2 separate regions of the Homo sapiens genome follow, and region 1 is linked to region 2. A link is a loop called in an ENCODE intact Hi-C map of the cell type or tissue named here. Cell type or tissue: IMR-90. All regions are shown on one strand.

Evidence for each region. Peaks named below come from ENCODE experiments on the same cell type or tissue, not always from the same donor. Only the 100,000 strongest peaks of a DNase experiment are listed, where the experiment ranks them.
Region 1: a loop joins it to region 2, with 2.8 times the contacts of the local background. A loop is called at or near these places in 4 of 110 quality-filtered maps.

What each region holds. Positions count from the first base shown.
Region 1 is chr10:90,783,484-90,791,483 of GRCh38, reverse strand. All of the region lies in intron 1 of HTR7 (5-hydroxytryptamine receptor 7), which reads left to right. Among named protein-coding and RNA genes, the nearest start is that of HTR7, 71 kb to the left of the region's middle. In IMR-90, a CTCF peak has its summit at 3,393 (motif pointing right); no DNase peak of the experiment used is centred here; H3K27me3 peaks cover 357 bases.
Region 2 is chr10:89,950,907-89,958,906 of GRCh38, reverse strand. It overlaps LINC01375 (long intergenic non-protein coding RNA 1375), which reads left to right and starts at 1,534. Exons shown (of 4, transcript NR_110655.1): 1 at 1,534-1,758; 2 at 2,470-2,692; 3 at 2,904-3,032. In IMR-90, a CTCF peak has its summit at 3,949 (motif pointing left); no DNase peak of the experiment used is centred here.

The DNA.
Region 1 (8,000 bases), 830 kb before region 2:
ATCTTTCTGTGGTCTTTTACACTTAGTCCTCTTGTTGAATTCTGTTCAGTGTTCAATGTGCAACTTCAGTATTAGGTTATCCATATAACCTTTCTTTAACTTCCCAGTTGAAATTACTCACCCCCAATCTAACTCCCCCTCACTGCTTTAGGTATTGTGTATAATATACATTATTTATGTGTACATACACACATACACTTTGATGGCACTTTCCACATTTGTCTCATTCTAAATATATATATATATCTGTATTCTCTAAATGTAAACCTTCTTGTGTTCAGGTATTTGATAATTTTTTTGAGTTTGTGTCCCACCTAGAAATTATAACAGTTACTGGCCCATGGTAATTTCTCACAATAGAGAAGGGCTTAGGACAAAGTTTTCTGAACCCTGCCCCTTTTCAAAATGAAATATATATGTAGGATTGATAAAAATATATGGAAGAGATGAAGGGGAGTGTTTTATTTGTATGAATTTATTAGTTCAAATTTGTGAGATTTGATTCTTACTGCCATTCAAAAGAGCAATGAGGCTGATTTAACAAACTTCCTGTGAAATTGTTGTTTATGGAAGACAGTTGTAGTCACATCAGTCTAAGCATCCAATGTAATTTTCTCTCTCTCTTACTCTCTTTTTCTGTCTTTTCCTCTCCCTCAATCTCCCTTTCTCTCTCTCTCTCTGCATAATATTGAGAAAATCTAGATTTACATGGATGAGTAGTTACAAATGGCAGTATTTTTTAAAATAGCTTGCTCTTTAGTGTAACTGATACAGTATTTTTAAATAGCTTCTTCTTCAATTTAACTGAAACAGTAGCTCAAAAGGCTAGGAAATGCTTGTTTCAAATTAAAATCACAGCAAGTAACAAGTGCATGCAGTTATTAATTGTTAAATGTTCAGTTTAGAGAGTCAATTAACGGATTCATCAGCTAGTTTAATTTGTCACCGTTTGGCAGAAAATACCATATGAATGTATCCTGTCACTTAATTGAGTGGAACACACAAATGCCAGAGGATTGTATTCACTTGTATGATTTTATGTGAATAGACATATACAGGTCTGAATTAAAAGAACAAATCAAAACAGAAAAAGACCTGCAGTCTTGTTAATCGGTGTCACATTTTTAAGGAGTTCAAATATATCCACTGCAAAGTTTTATTTTGAGGGCTCCAGAAAAAAGCAAAGTTAACCAGGCAGCACAAATTAAGTCATTTGGGGTCTCCCTTGTATTAAAATTTGATAAAGAACTCAAGTGTGGGTAATACTTTTTATTCCAGTTTTAAAAATGATTAATATGTTTAGCAATGAAACTTGAATCAAATGTTTGCTGAACCCTGGAAACACATTTTCATTCCACATGACTAGGATAAAAGGATGTTAGCACTGGGAAGGTACATTGTGTCTAACTCTTTCATTTTTCTAGATTTGAACTGCGATGATGTATATGAAAGTTTCCAGTACAATGTGTAGGGTGTGCACTAAGTAGATATTTTCTTGAAAAAATGAAATGAAATAATGAAATGAATGAATCTTTATGGAACGCTTTTTGCATGCTAGGCACTCTGCTCATAACAAACCCAGGATGGTACTATTATTATTTCCATTTTACAGATAAGAAAACTGAGGCATAAAGAGATTACATAATATGTTCAAGGTCACCCAGCTTATCCACTGCAGAACATGGATTTGAAATCTGGCGCTCTGGACCTCCCCAAATCCAAATGTTTAGCCACCACAGACAGTATACCATCATAATGCATTCAGCAAGTGCAGTGCTTTCCCTAGTGATTTTTTTTTGTTTGATTGTGGCTGATTTTATGCAATCACGAAAGGCTGATCTTTCTGTTTTGTTTATCATTTTCATAGAACTATGATGATTCTTAATTGTCTGTTAACCTTCAGCAGTACATTTGCTAACAGCATTTAAAGAAACAGATCATGTCTCGGCACTTGGATTTATAAAGAACATTTGATTTTCCCAGTGAACCTTTCCACCTTCTTTTCAGTTCAGGCAGATGCACTGATGTGTGTGTGGCATATCCCTCCTGACACAGTTTTATTGTGGGCAGAAGAGAAAAAAATAGCATTTAAAACCAGAGACCTTGTTATTTTTTCTTCTTTACACTTCAATGATTGTTGATTTTGTGTCTTGAGAAGACTAGTTGTGAAGACCATGTAGGCAAAAAAAATCACAAAAGAGTCAAAGCAGAGGCCTTGAGAATTGCTTGAGAATTTATGCTACTTTCAGGAGCTTTTTGTGGTATAACAATGCAGAGCATAGAAGGAGGAAGGAAATGGTATTTGTTTCAAAGGATCATTATTTACTTCTGGTTTCAGTAGTCAGTTAGCCAGTAGATATACTGAGAAACTTAAGAAAGTCCCCATCATCTCTGTTGAAGAAGGATAAGTTGGTGCACGATGACAATATAACATTATATTGCATCATAGTGTTATGGATCAAGTGCTAGGGGATCGCGATAATGGGAGTAAGTAGCTGGGGTGGGGTGCAGATAGGAAGGACCTTACAGTAGAGGTGACACTTGAGCAAGGTCTTAAGGGATAAATAGGAGTTTGCTAGGCTATGAAGTGGGGACTAGAAGTGCAGACACTTTCTGTCTTCTCCACTTTGGCCTGTTACTCTATTTCCCTGAATTTTTTCATCAACCTCCTCTCTTCTGTTTTTCTTTGCTTTTTGTCAAAGGGGAAAAGTAACTAAACATGACTAACTGAAATAAAATGCTCCTTTATTTTTCTTGTTTTTCTAAGAGGTCTTATATGAAGTACATTCAAAATTTTTGTTTTGTTTTACTCTAAACAAAGTATAGGTAGAGCCATTGTTTAATCTTATGTCATACTGATACATTGATATCACAATTAGCTAATATTTAGTAAAAGAATGTGCAAAGAGAGTTGAGTTCCAGTAGCTGTAGGGATTAGGAATAACCATTTTCTTTTAAGCTTTATATCTGGATCCATTCTAATTCTTGGTCTCCGAATGATTGATCTTATTTGCTTTAACAAGTTTAGTGCAGTTATTTGTAGATGTATATATGTAGGCCTTTCCTGTAAGAAGTTGAGATCATCCCTATTGTATTGTGACCATAATCATGGATTTTCCAGAAGAGCTCCGTTTAAAGTGTTCTTTGGTAATTCCTTAAAAATACCAAAGCTGGATCTATTTTGGGCTTGGAATACTGTTTATGTACTAGGTGTTTCGTTTTTGGTAAATCTGGGGGGTTATCAGATCAGCTGTCAGAGGTCTGCAGAATGATGGCAAAGCACCTACATGAAGATGTTTACCTGAGTTACCCAGGTAATTGCTATAATCCCTTGCTGGCTGTCAACCATTCCATAATGGCAGTCTTCCTTGCCAGGCCTTTCTCCACTAGATGGTGCTAACACCCACTGTTGCAGCTCCGGCTCAGGGTAAGGGTAATTTAATAATCAAAGGCAAATCATTTATTTAATATCTATTTAACACTTACGAACCGGACCCTACAGGGGTTGTGAGTAGTGGGTTACGAAGACAACTAGGCCTCAGATCCTGACTTTGGGAGAATATACTCTTATTGTTATACAGAAATAGCAAGGGAGCAAGCGGAAGAGGTCATAAGAGAGGCAGTCTAATAAAGTGGTTTAACATGCGCATTCTGGAGACAGAGTCCCTGGTTTCACATCCCAGCTTGTTCATTTGCTAGTTTACTAGCTAAATTACTTCACTTCTTTGTGCCTCAGCTTTGTCATCTGTAAAATGTGAATAGTAATATTCACATTTCATTTACAATTCCTCATTCATTTACAATTTCTCATCTCTAAAATATGAATGATAATATTACCTCCTTCATATGGCTGGTGTGAGGATTACATGAGTTAAATATGTAAAGCACTTAGCACTATAGCTGACGTAAATCCCCACCCACAGCTACCAGCACGTAAGTCCAGTGAAGGTAGTGAGCTTTGTCTTATTATTTTTTTTATTTTTATTTTTTTTGAGATGGAGTCTTGCTCCATAACCCAGGCTGGAGTGCAGTGGCGTGATCCCATCTCCCTCACTGCAACCTCTGCCTCCTGGGTTCAAGTGATTCTCCTGTCTCTGTCTCCCGAGTAGCTGGGAGTACAGGTGCGTGCCACCACACACAGCTAATTTTTGTATTTTTAATAGAGACGGGGTTTCACCATATTGCCCAGGATGGTCTTGAACTCCTGACCTTGTGATCCACCCACCTTGGCCTCCCAAAGTGCTGGGATTACAGGCGTGACCCACTGTGCCCAGCGGTTTGTCTTATTATTTACTGATGTATCCCCAGTGTGTCTGGCACATAGTAGGCCCTCCTCTTTAGTAAATATGTTGAATGAATAAGGCACGGTTAGAGGATGGCTTTGTGAATCTACCTGAGTGAGTGATGTGTGGAAGTAAGGGTCTAACAGGAGCTCAGAAGCTTTCTAGTTTACTCACTTTCTTCTAGATTTCTGTCCTACTCATTCTAAAGAGGTATCTTATTATTAAAGTATGCCATTTTCCTAAGAAGATCTTCCTGAGAAAATGCAGTAACGCAGACGATGATTTTTTCCCACGTATTGTGCCAGAGAGGAAGGCGTCCATGAAGACCTTTCATGCCTTGGGCACCTCTTACATGGGGCTGGTCTCCTGGAGGTATCACCACTCATCCTGTCTGATTCTCCCTCTTGCCCTCTTGCTTTCTCTCTACATTGAACAAACATCTTGAAGGCAAATGTCAAGACAAGGAATAGGAAGAGCTTAATTTGTCACGTTGAGTACCGCTGTGTGTAGAACTGCAATTTGCATTTTAATGTCCTGCTTATTCCTGAAAAATGGCATTTTACAGATTTCCTGTATTATTCATGAATTTTAAGCTTTGTAGTTTAAAAATAAAAATTCAGGTAATAACCAAGAATAAGAGAAGTTAAACTCTGTCAGGTTTTCTTACTCTTCCCTGGTCTCATGACTTTTCCATCTATTTAAGCATTTCATAGCCTATTCTTATGTTGGTTCTTAGATATTAGGAACAAATACACGTGGAAGTGTTAGCTCAGGCACCACATCTGGCTTCCTCGTTAGCTTCAAATTCCCCAAAATACATATGTGGGAAAAAAAATCAGTGGCCTGCATAGAGAACCATGAACACATACCTAGCAGCAGGGGAGAACCACAGCATTTTCCTGATAATGAAGTGGATGAACCATCCTTAGCCAAGGCCTGCCGTGGGCCACTTGGCATTTACTGAGTGTTAGGGCACCCCGATGGTTATCCTCTGTGTTGGGATGTGTGAGGTTTATAATATTGAGTAAAGATCAGGTGTTAATCTGCCTGCTCTTCTAAATTATGTGTTTTTAATGAAAACACAGGTTGGCCCAGGTTAGAGATAAACCCGACATATGTGCTGAGGAAGTTCCATCCCAAGAAATGCTTGGAATGAGCAGTATTTAAGAAGGAAGCCAGGTGGTATGAAAGCACCTTGTAGAAAGGCCACATCCCAGTGGTCACATGAACACAGGTGAGAAATCACACTTCAGGGGCAGATACATTCCCAGGTCGGGTTGCTCAGCTGGCAGTACCATGGCTGCTTTCCAGCTCTCCCAAGAAGGGGCGTCAAGGCCACAAGACTTTGTGGATTGCTGTATTCTTGGCCCAATTCTTGTCATCAGGTGTTGTGGTGCGTTCTGAGAAGGAGTAAGAATTGTTGGGGAAAAAAATCAGCATAGTTTTGAGGACTAAAGTAAAGTATAAGAATGAACCATAGTATTTCTTAAAATACATCACAAAATCAAGGTTGGAGTTCTGGACGCTCAGTACTGGTTCTTGGCTGAAATGGCTATTGCCACAGGCAGTGTTAAGATTGGTGGGGGAATGCAGAAGTGCAGTTGGTTATTCATATGTATTTAGTGCCTGTGCACCAGGTACTGAGTCATGTGTTATATGGAGAAGTGTGTGTGTCTGGGGGCAGTGGAGGTGAGGAGGCAGATAGACAGACATTACGAAGGTATCAAAGGAATTTACATATAGGGTTTGAAAATCCCCTAGACTCTACTTCGCTTTCACCGAGAAGACAGAGTTCAAAATACATGTCTCTGCCACTTCTTTAATTAGATTGTCAATTAGATATTTAGGCCTTTCTGAGTGATCAAACACTTTTGATGTTTCTAGCTGCCTCTGATGTTTATGGGACAGGTACAGTTTTTGCTACGGTTTTCTGCATGTTTCATTCATTCATTTATTCATCCAACCAATATTTATTTAATGCTTATGTCATATCAACCATTGTACCAGGGTTTGGGTTTATTGCTGACCTGAACAATGAAAAACACAGTTCTTGTGCTAATGCGTCTTATATTACTGGGAATCCAGACAAATCAGCAGGTCACTTATAGCCTCCTGCAGCGGATGATGAGGTGATTCCCTGAGAACTCAGAGCAGGGAGCTCAGTGAGATCAGAGAGTCTTTCTGGAGGACACGGCATCCTAGCTGATATCTAAAAAATGAGTAAGTCTTAGCCTGAAGAAGTCTATGGAATGTTCTCAGCAGAGGAGCAGCCTGTGCAATGGTGGAAGCTTGAGCCTTTTCCAGAGTGGTTGACAACGTGAATAGGAGTTAAGAAACTGGGAAGTAATATAGAACTGTATGTTCTGGAACTAATGATGCCAAGTCATGTGGTCAGCTATTACACATTGTTCTGGATCAAGGTGAGAATCATTAGGCTTTCTCCCGACTGCCTGTCTTAGAGAGTGTGTTGGCTCCACATAGGATAAAGTGAAAGAAGGTAGTAAAGTCAATTCACATTAATCCCCATTCCTTAAGCAAACCTCTTGGCTTCCTGACATTATACTGATATTGGCTCAGTTGTAATTCATTTATTATATATACTACTGCATTTATGATAATATTGGGTGAATGTTTTTAAAAAAACTAGATAGTAGTAGAATTTGTTTTTATGGCTTCCATTTATTGAGGATGACCTATGTGCTGGCATTGTACCAAGGTTTTTAAAAGGGTTCATATTTAAACCCTGACATAGTCCTGTAGGGGAGGAATTATTATATTTCCATTGTGCAGATGAGGGCCAGACAGTCCAAGAGATGAAGTGGCCTGCTCTGGGATGCTTGCCTAAGAAGGATTAGAGCAGGGTTCAAACCTAGGCTAAGAGGATAGGCACAGAACCCCAATACTTGAGCTTCAGAGAAAGAACACAGAGGTATTTAGCACATGATGAAAGGAGAGTTATTAATGGATCTTTTCAGAGTCCTATATAATTAATTTTAAGATAACGAAAGGATTTTAAGAGATAAATGGTTAAATCTCCTCAGCTGGCTGGCAGCTGGCTGGCATCATGATTAGAGAGTTTTGTATGTGGTGTATTTTGTGACAGATAATGTATAAAATGTTATACTATTCCACATCATCTACTTAATATGACTTGTTTTAGTAAGAATGTAATTAATCCCCATCTTTCTTTGTATAATTGTATTGTAGCTGTCAAGAACTAAATGTTCTAGAAATTTTGCTTGAAGTCATAGAATAAAAAGGATAATTATATAGTAACCTTTCCCCGGTGGACCAACCTAGTTGGAAAAAGTAATGGTGAAGAGCCATAGCTACACCATGAGTGGAGCATGAGAAAAGAAGACCCAGGCAGAGGTGAACTGTGTATTAGTGGGGACTCCAAAGTACAGCAGAAACATCACAGTAATTGAAGCAGGTGACAAGGAGAGGCAAACATAAACCATTCAAGTAATGGGGTGGAGAAAATACTGAGTAAAATTTTAACATGAAATTAAAATCCAGTTTATTTCTAGTAGCATTATGGATGGATCAAATATTCTAAAAAGCCTATCTCTAAAAAGCAAAACACTAAAAAGCCTGGATAAAATTTTAAAAATACATACCATTTTAATTGCATGGCTGAGCTGGCAAGAAAGTAAGAGGAATCCTTAGAGATATGAAATGGAGAGAAAGCAAGGGGCCCAAGAGGTAAACCAGTAT
Region 2 (8,000 bases):
GCTACCAATGAAAAAAGTTTTTTAAGAAATCTTTGAAAAACAAGGTTGTTGATGAACTGGAATTTCACTTTTAGTTCTCTCAAACCCCTATCTCATCAATTTGGGGTCCAAATTGGCATGGGGATGACGATGCCAATCAGGGGCATTATATATTCTCATGCCCTATGCAAGAGCACAAGAATATGGGAGAAATTAAACCTATTATCCTTAAACCTTATAGCCATTTCCTGATTCTGCCACTCAGAGATGTCTTTTTTTTTTTTTAACTAACATTAAGAATTAACATTAAGATGCACTATAAGTCAGAGCAGGACCTCCAAACGTTAATAATTGTGAATCATCTGGAAATCTTGTTAAGATAGATCCAGATCTGATTCAGTAGGTCTGGGGCCCTGAGAGTCTGCATTTCTGACCTGCTCCTAGGTGAGGCTGAGGCTGCTGTAGACCCAGCCAGACTTCGACTGCAAGTTGCTAAAATAAACCATGGTACCATCTGAGATGAGAAATGGCCCCTCTTACATAATTAACTAAGGTAACACATTGACAGCAACCAGAGGCTACCAATCAGAACAAACATTTAAGCAGTTATTGTGAAAAAAAAATCTTTACATGTGATTTATTTAAAATGTGTGGTCAGCTGAAGGTATTTCTGTGTTCCAGACTGACTGAGAGGGCTCTAGGGGCTAAAAAGTTTGAGGCAGTTTTCCTGGAACTACACACCTGGGAGAAATAATCAGATTGAACACCAACTGACACCCATGCCTCAGCATTCTCTTTTCGCTAGATCCATACCGTAAGTTATTACAGCAGGATTAATGTTGGGCAATAATAAGAAACCTCTGGAGAACGGTGAAATAAGGGGAACCAAGGACCAGTATGGAATTGGGACATAAGATTTCCTCTGAGAGTTAAGCTCTAAGGGAACTGAAACACAGATGTGCAAAGTTACCTTAAGACAGAAAGCCTCCTAAACCAATAACATTTGACTCTAATCTAAATGGGAAAATTATCCCACCTAAAGAAAACAGAGACCTCAAAAAGACTAATCGCAGAGACTAATTTTGACACTGTACAACTAAGAGAGAGAGAGTCCTGATTCAAGAACGTGAGGAGATTCACCTACATAGACAACATCTGATTTCACCATAGTGGAAATGTCAGACATTTAGTACCTAATGCCACAAAACAGGGGCTGGCAAACTACTGTCCATGGGCCAAATCTGGCTGAATCCCATTCTTTTAAATAAAGTTTTATTGGTACCACAGGTGCATCCATTTGTTTACACATCATCTATGGCTGCTTTTGCACTACACTATCAGAGTTGAGTAGTCTTGACAAAGGTTATATGGCCCACAAAGCCTGAAATATTTACTGCCCAGCCCTTTACAGAAGAAGTTTGCCAACGCTTGCCATAAAGCTTTTCAATTATATAACTAATTCCCCTTGCTCTGATTCCACACTAGCCAAGCAAACTTCTGATTATAATTGGTTTCCTGGGTAGTACAGCTGAACATTCCAAACTCCAAATTCTGAAATCCAAAATGCTCTAAAGTGCAAAACTTTTTGGGCATCAACATGACTTTTAAAAGAAATGCTCATTGGAGCATTTTGAATTTCAAATTTTCAGATTAGTGATGCTCAGCTAGTAATATTACTGTAAATATTCCAAAATCTGAAAAAGTCTGAAACATCTCTGGTCTCAAGCATTTCAGATAAGGGACACTCGATCTACCAACAAAGGAGAGAGCCCCTTGAAAGTGTGTTGGTTATTTCTAGCTGTATTTGCATTCTAGGGTTTTGGAGGTTTTTAACGTAATGTCTGGGAGCTTGCCTTATCTGAATCATCCGAATGATGATTTCTTTCTAAATTTGCTTTTTTTAAAAAAAAAATCACTTTTCTAGTGATACATATAAAAGAAACTAATGAACTAGGTCATGAAGTATGAATAGCAGTGTCAGACATTCAAGACAAAAGGAACAGCATACTTAAAAATGAAGTTGTAGACAAAGTATTAACTGTTTCAAAATGTTGGATTTTCTAAAGACCATTTAAATGCTGATGCCATTTATCTTTAGGAAGCTGGTATTGTTTGCCACAGTTATAACAAGCTATTGTTATAATTTCTGCTTATTATTAGAATCCAATAGAATTTTTACAGTTTGTTTTGAACACTTCTGTCATCTATTGTTCAGTTTGTTTTCATTATGAAATTCAGGTTTACTCTCAGTTTCTCCCAAAAATAGTAATTAACTATTCTGGGAATAATAATTTTAACTGGTTCATAAATGAGCATATACTAAACAACACTACTGTGCTGTATATAAATCTGACTCATATATTTTATAGCTCTTACTTCTTAGAAATAGAAAAACTTGCTTCTATATTAGAAAAGAAATCACTTTTCTAAGCCTATAAGACTAATACCTAGACATTTAGATTGTGGTGGGTTCACTTTTCTTCTTGTTAGAGGGCACTCTGAATCACTCTTCTGGTGAAGATCTCTGGGAGTTACATGCAAGCGGTGGGCCTGGGCCCATTTCCACATCCCACAAAGAGTGCATTTACTTTGTGTATCCAGAAGAGCAAAACTCCCAACTCTACTGCTTTGTTTTCAAACGGACAGCCAAGCATTCGATGTCTTCAGCTTCACTCTCTACTTTGTGCTTGGGTTCCATTTCTGGTTCATATAGGTATTTACCTTATTTTTTAACTTGACTTTGCCTTTTTATCCCTCTTTATGTTTTTATTTATGTTGTATATTCTTTTATGTATTTGAAAGAGAAGGGGAGTGTCCTGTTATGAACATGCTATACCATCTTGACTAAGAACCCCTTTGCTGATACCCAATGGGATTCCTTTATCTGGTCTAACTGACTAGATATTTTATCATTTATTTTTCAGTCAAGGTTTATTGAGCACAATATGATGGTGTAGGCATCTTTGGAGATATGCTATCTGCAGGTTCAGCTTTGGAGATTCAGAAGTGACATGCACATGCCTCTGACACTCTCATGGAGTTCACAGTTGGAGGTAAGCTGAACCATTTGGCAATCTACCTCACAGATTGAACACAATTGCCAAATTGACCGTTCCCCAACTCAGGTTCATTTCCATCATGACAAACTAATCTTTCCATTTCAGTAAAGTTTCATGGTACCTCTTTGCCTATAGGAAGCCATGCAACTCATCAAAATCTACTTGTTATCTAAGTTAGTTTTTTTCTAACAATACCCTAAATATATAGTTCTTCTACAACTTTGATGATATATCCACAATTAATGGATACAACACAACAAGAAACTCAGCAATACTAAATTTTTCAGTCCACCAGTGTCTTTGAAGAGAATATTTGTATTAGCATTTTGTTGCTCATTTATTTCATTCTGCAAAGTTTAAGAAACAACAGATACCTTCCTCACAGTGCAGCATTCTTGAGAAGGGTGCAGAGTGACTGGGTTTTCTCCTGGGTTTACCCAGGCACTTTTTTATTCACTCATCTGTTTCAGAAATAGTCACTATCCTGTTGTCTTCAGCTCCCAGCTTGGGAAACCCACAGAGTCTTTCCCTCCAGGTCACCATTGAGTTTGGCATGCTGTTGACCCTCAGTACATCATACAGCAACTACAAAACAGTAATTTTGTTCTCAGTGCACCCACAGGGCCATTTACTTTGCAGCATCATTCAGAACTTTCAGCAATAACTTTCCTACTTCAAAAAAGATAAAGAGAAGCAGCATGAGGAATCCTTGATGGAAACAAAGCTGAAACAAATATAATCTCTTATAGGATTTTTCTACATAAAATAATGCAAAATCACAACTTATTAAGTCCACAACTTAAAGCAAAATGTATGAAATTACTTTTCACCACAAGTTTTTACTGATATGAATAATGGCTATACTGTCTATATTTTAAATTAACCTTAATGCCATCTAGTGGTCACTGAGAAATTTTTGTTTCAGAAAATTGTTAACTTTAGAAATTGTTAATAACAAAGTAGTAGGAATAACAATAACTGCTGTTGCTGAAGAGACTTATTGAACACCTACAATTCTTCAGAGCTCTATGTTCAGCATTTTATGTTCATTATCTTGTTTTATCTATACAACAACCTAAATAGGTACCGCAGCGCAGTTATGCAAATGAAGAAACCAAAACTTAGTGGTATTAAATGACATGCCATATTCAGAGATCTAGTAAATATCTGACTGGTTTTCAAACCCAATTAGTCTAGTCCATTGCCTTCACACTCATCCAGAATTCTATGCCTCTACTAAACCTCGGTTGTGACTATAGAATATGGTTAATAGACTAACACACATGCACACACACACACACTCACACACAAATGCTAATGTGTTTGAAGGGAGGTGCAACCTCACATTTCCACTCTACAACCAACTCTTATCATGTTCCAATTCCCAGGCTTCTCCTTCAAGCAAGATTTTAATTGCATGGGGATGTTTACATATTCGAAATTCACATATGGTATCTCTAAAATGTGATGGATTCACTCATTCATGCAACAAATAGTTACTGAACTCATGCGTTAGACTCTGTGCTAGGTAATGGGAATGCAGCAGGGAACCAAACAGACACAGTCCTTCCTTTCATGGAGCTTAAAGTACAGCAGGAGGACAGACACATAAATTACATGGATCATGATACAAACTCATTGTGGAAAGAGCAGCTGGGAAAAATGCAGAGTGCTGGCAGGGTGTTTAGTTGGATGACCTTCCTTTGGCACCTAAGCGTTGAGTGAGAAGGGGAGTGAGGGAAGACATCTCTAAAGGAAGGACCTTTAAGAGGAGTCATGAAAGAGTGGGAGTGGGAGTGGGAGTGGGACTGAGCTGGGTGCAGGAGGGCAGCATAGGGATTCCAGGAAAAGCACCTGAGCAGCAAGCAGAAGAGTGTCTCCTAAGGCTCTGCTCCCAGACATTACACTCACACAGTGGAAGCACGACAGTAAGTCAATATGCAATTCAGGCACTCTTAATTCTTGTGCTGTAAATGGAACTTGGATAAAGACCATAATTAAGTCATACTTTTTTATACTTTGAACAAATCACTTTTACTGAAAATACTAAAATTGCATGATGTTGCACTTTATTTGAATACCCAAACATAATGGTACCTATCTATGCTAACTGAAGTTTCCATTGGTACTTATGAATAATTCAAATGCCTCCTAAATAAGATTTTTAGTTTGGTTGGAGATTATGAAAATAACACTCATGGCAGATAATGTGAATAACACAGAAGGAACCAAGGAAAAAAGAAGAAAAACAACTAATCCTCATATCTCACAACCCAGAGGCAAATAATGTAAACCTTTTGGAATGCTTCCTTCCAGTCTTTTTCTCTATTAATATTTTATAAAAATAAGATTTTATAATTTAATTTATTCATTCAGTGTAATAATTATTTCATTTGTTTTTACAAACTCTTTGTTAATATCACTGTAATAGCCAGATGCTATTTTATTAGGTGGACACATCCTAGTTTACTTAACCCATTTCCAAGCTGTTCAGTAGGTGGATTGTTTCCAATGTTTACTAAACAATGAATGACATATGAATAATGAATGGCATATGACAAATAATATATAATAAATAACACATTGCATAAAACTAACTTTTTTATAACGGTTTGTCCACCAGAATAGAACTCAGTAAATAGTAGACATTATTGTCAAGTGGTTAAGTAACTGACACAGCTTATTTGTATATCTGAAAAGAATTTAGAAAGTAACAAAGCAATTTACAAAAGCAAAACCACTGCTCAAGAACATTGACTATCAACCACCTCTTCCCATTCTTCCTTGTACTGTGAGTTGATTTCTGCCTTGATCTTAAGACAGGCTGCAGTAAAAGTTAATGGGTATTTTTGTCATGTTGGAGAATCCCAGGAAGCCATTCTAAAATCCCATTTGTGAAATGATGTGTCACATTAACACATTTTATGGGCTTAATCTTGTGCTGCTAATTGAATAATTTAATATTTGTGACACTAGCTTGACTCACACAATTACACACACACACAAAAAAAAGGAGTTGTAAGCTGTTACATCTCAGCTGTTCTTTACTTTGAGCATGCCCTGGTGTTTTTTAAGCTATATTTAGTGTTTTGCCATTTACAAGACAACTTCTATCTCTTTGGATATTTGCTTGATGTGAATGCAAATTGGAGTTGCAAGTTTTCTTCTTCTAACTAGGTACTCTTTAGTAGGTATATGCCCAGTCCAGATGCCAGGACTCTTAAACAGAGTTTTCACTGAGAGGCATTGACAAGATATAGAAATTACATCCTTGTGCCATGAGTAAGGACAGTGGTAATGACAGTGGCAGGCCATCTAAAGCAGCTGCTGTCATCACACTGGCTGCTGCAGGGAGACAGCGCTGGGGCTGCACACTCCAGGGAGCCAGCAGGAGCCAGGGACAAGTGAGAGCCCTGCCCCTTCCAAATTGAGGCAGAGGCTCCCTGGGTACCACTGCAGCCAACCAAGCTATGGCTGCAAACCTGGGCATCCCTGTGCTCTCAGGACCCAGAAGCAGGTGGGAACCCCACTCTTCTGGGTGCAGCTGCAACTGCCCAAACCACAGCTGTGGACTCAGGTATCCCTGTACTTTTGGGGACCAAGGAAGGCCCTCCTTGCCCTCACAAGCTCAGAAGTGGGAAGTGCTTGCTCCCGCTGCTCTTGCTGGCTTCTGCCTGCTCTTGGTGCCCATTCCGATCTCAGAGCAAAGTCAGGGCTGAACCCAGGCACTGACATGGCCCAGTGAGGTGTGCACATGCTTGGGGCAGTGCTGACATGTTAGCCCCCTGCCACCTTGGCCCCCTCTGGACTTTAGGGGCTAATGAGCATAGTAGGGAAGCTGAGCAGGGGTGGCTGAGGGCAGCTCTTGGCACCTACAGCCTGGGTGCCATGAATGACAGTAGGAAGCAGCGAGGTTCCTGGAAAGGAGGGAATGGGTCCCCAGTAAGGTGCTGCTTTCAAGCAAGGGAGGGCCTGAAGGCTGGGTGCTGGGCTGCCAGTCCCACAGACCAGAGTAGAATCTTGTGACGCCTTTTCCAGGCCTTCCATGGGTGCCCATGGACCAATAAACACATACTTCCTCCCCTTTGAGGTCCATAAAAGCCCTGGACTCAGCCAGAGCTGAGCAGACATTGGGACAATCAGCTGCAGAGAGGAGCAACTCACTCTAGGGCCTCCTTTCTGCTGAGAACTGCAGAGACAACAGAGAGAGAATGGAGAGATAACAGGATGACCTGCCAGCAGAGACGAGCCACCCACTCTAGGGCCTCCTCTCTGCTGGCAGCTGCTCAGATGATGGGACAACCAGCTGCAGAGAGGAGCTACCCTCTCTGCTGATAGCTGGACACTTGTTGAGATGACTTGCCTAGCAGAGAGGAGCTACCCTCTCTGCTAGGAGCTGAACACTCATCAGGACACCCTGGCTGCAGCAAGGAGCATCCCCCTGTGGGTTTCCCCTCAGTTGTTCTATCACTCAGTAGAGCTCCTCCTCATCATGCTCACTCTCCACTTATCTGCCTACCTCATTCTTCCTGGGCACAGGACAAGAACTCAGGATCTGCTGAATAAGGCTAAAAGAGCTGTAACACAAACAGAGATGAGATATGCCCCATTGTTCACCATGTCGCAGGTGAAGAGAAGGAAAGAAATGCTGCAGCCCTTCAGGGACCCCAGACACGGGAGCTCCTTGAGTTAAGCCCGTGACTCCCTCTTTGAGGCCCTGTGGTTCCTGGCATCTCCAAGCTTCTGGGAAGCATTATATTCCTCAGTGCCAGCTGTGGAAGCTGTTTGCAGGGCACCTGGTCCAGCTGCAGGCTCGCAGAGAGCTGGTGCCCATGCTGGCACCTGGAGCTGCCCACCCTACTACATCAGCTGACATGCCTGATTGCACAGTGGCCAGACCCCACACTCACTCACACACCCGTCGCCACTCCATGCAGCCTTATTTGGCAGGCATGGGAACCA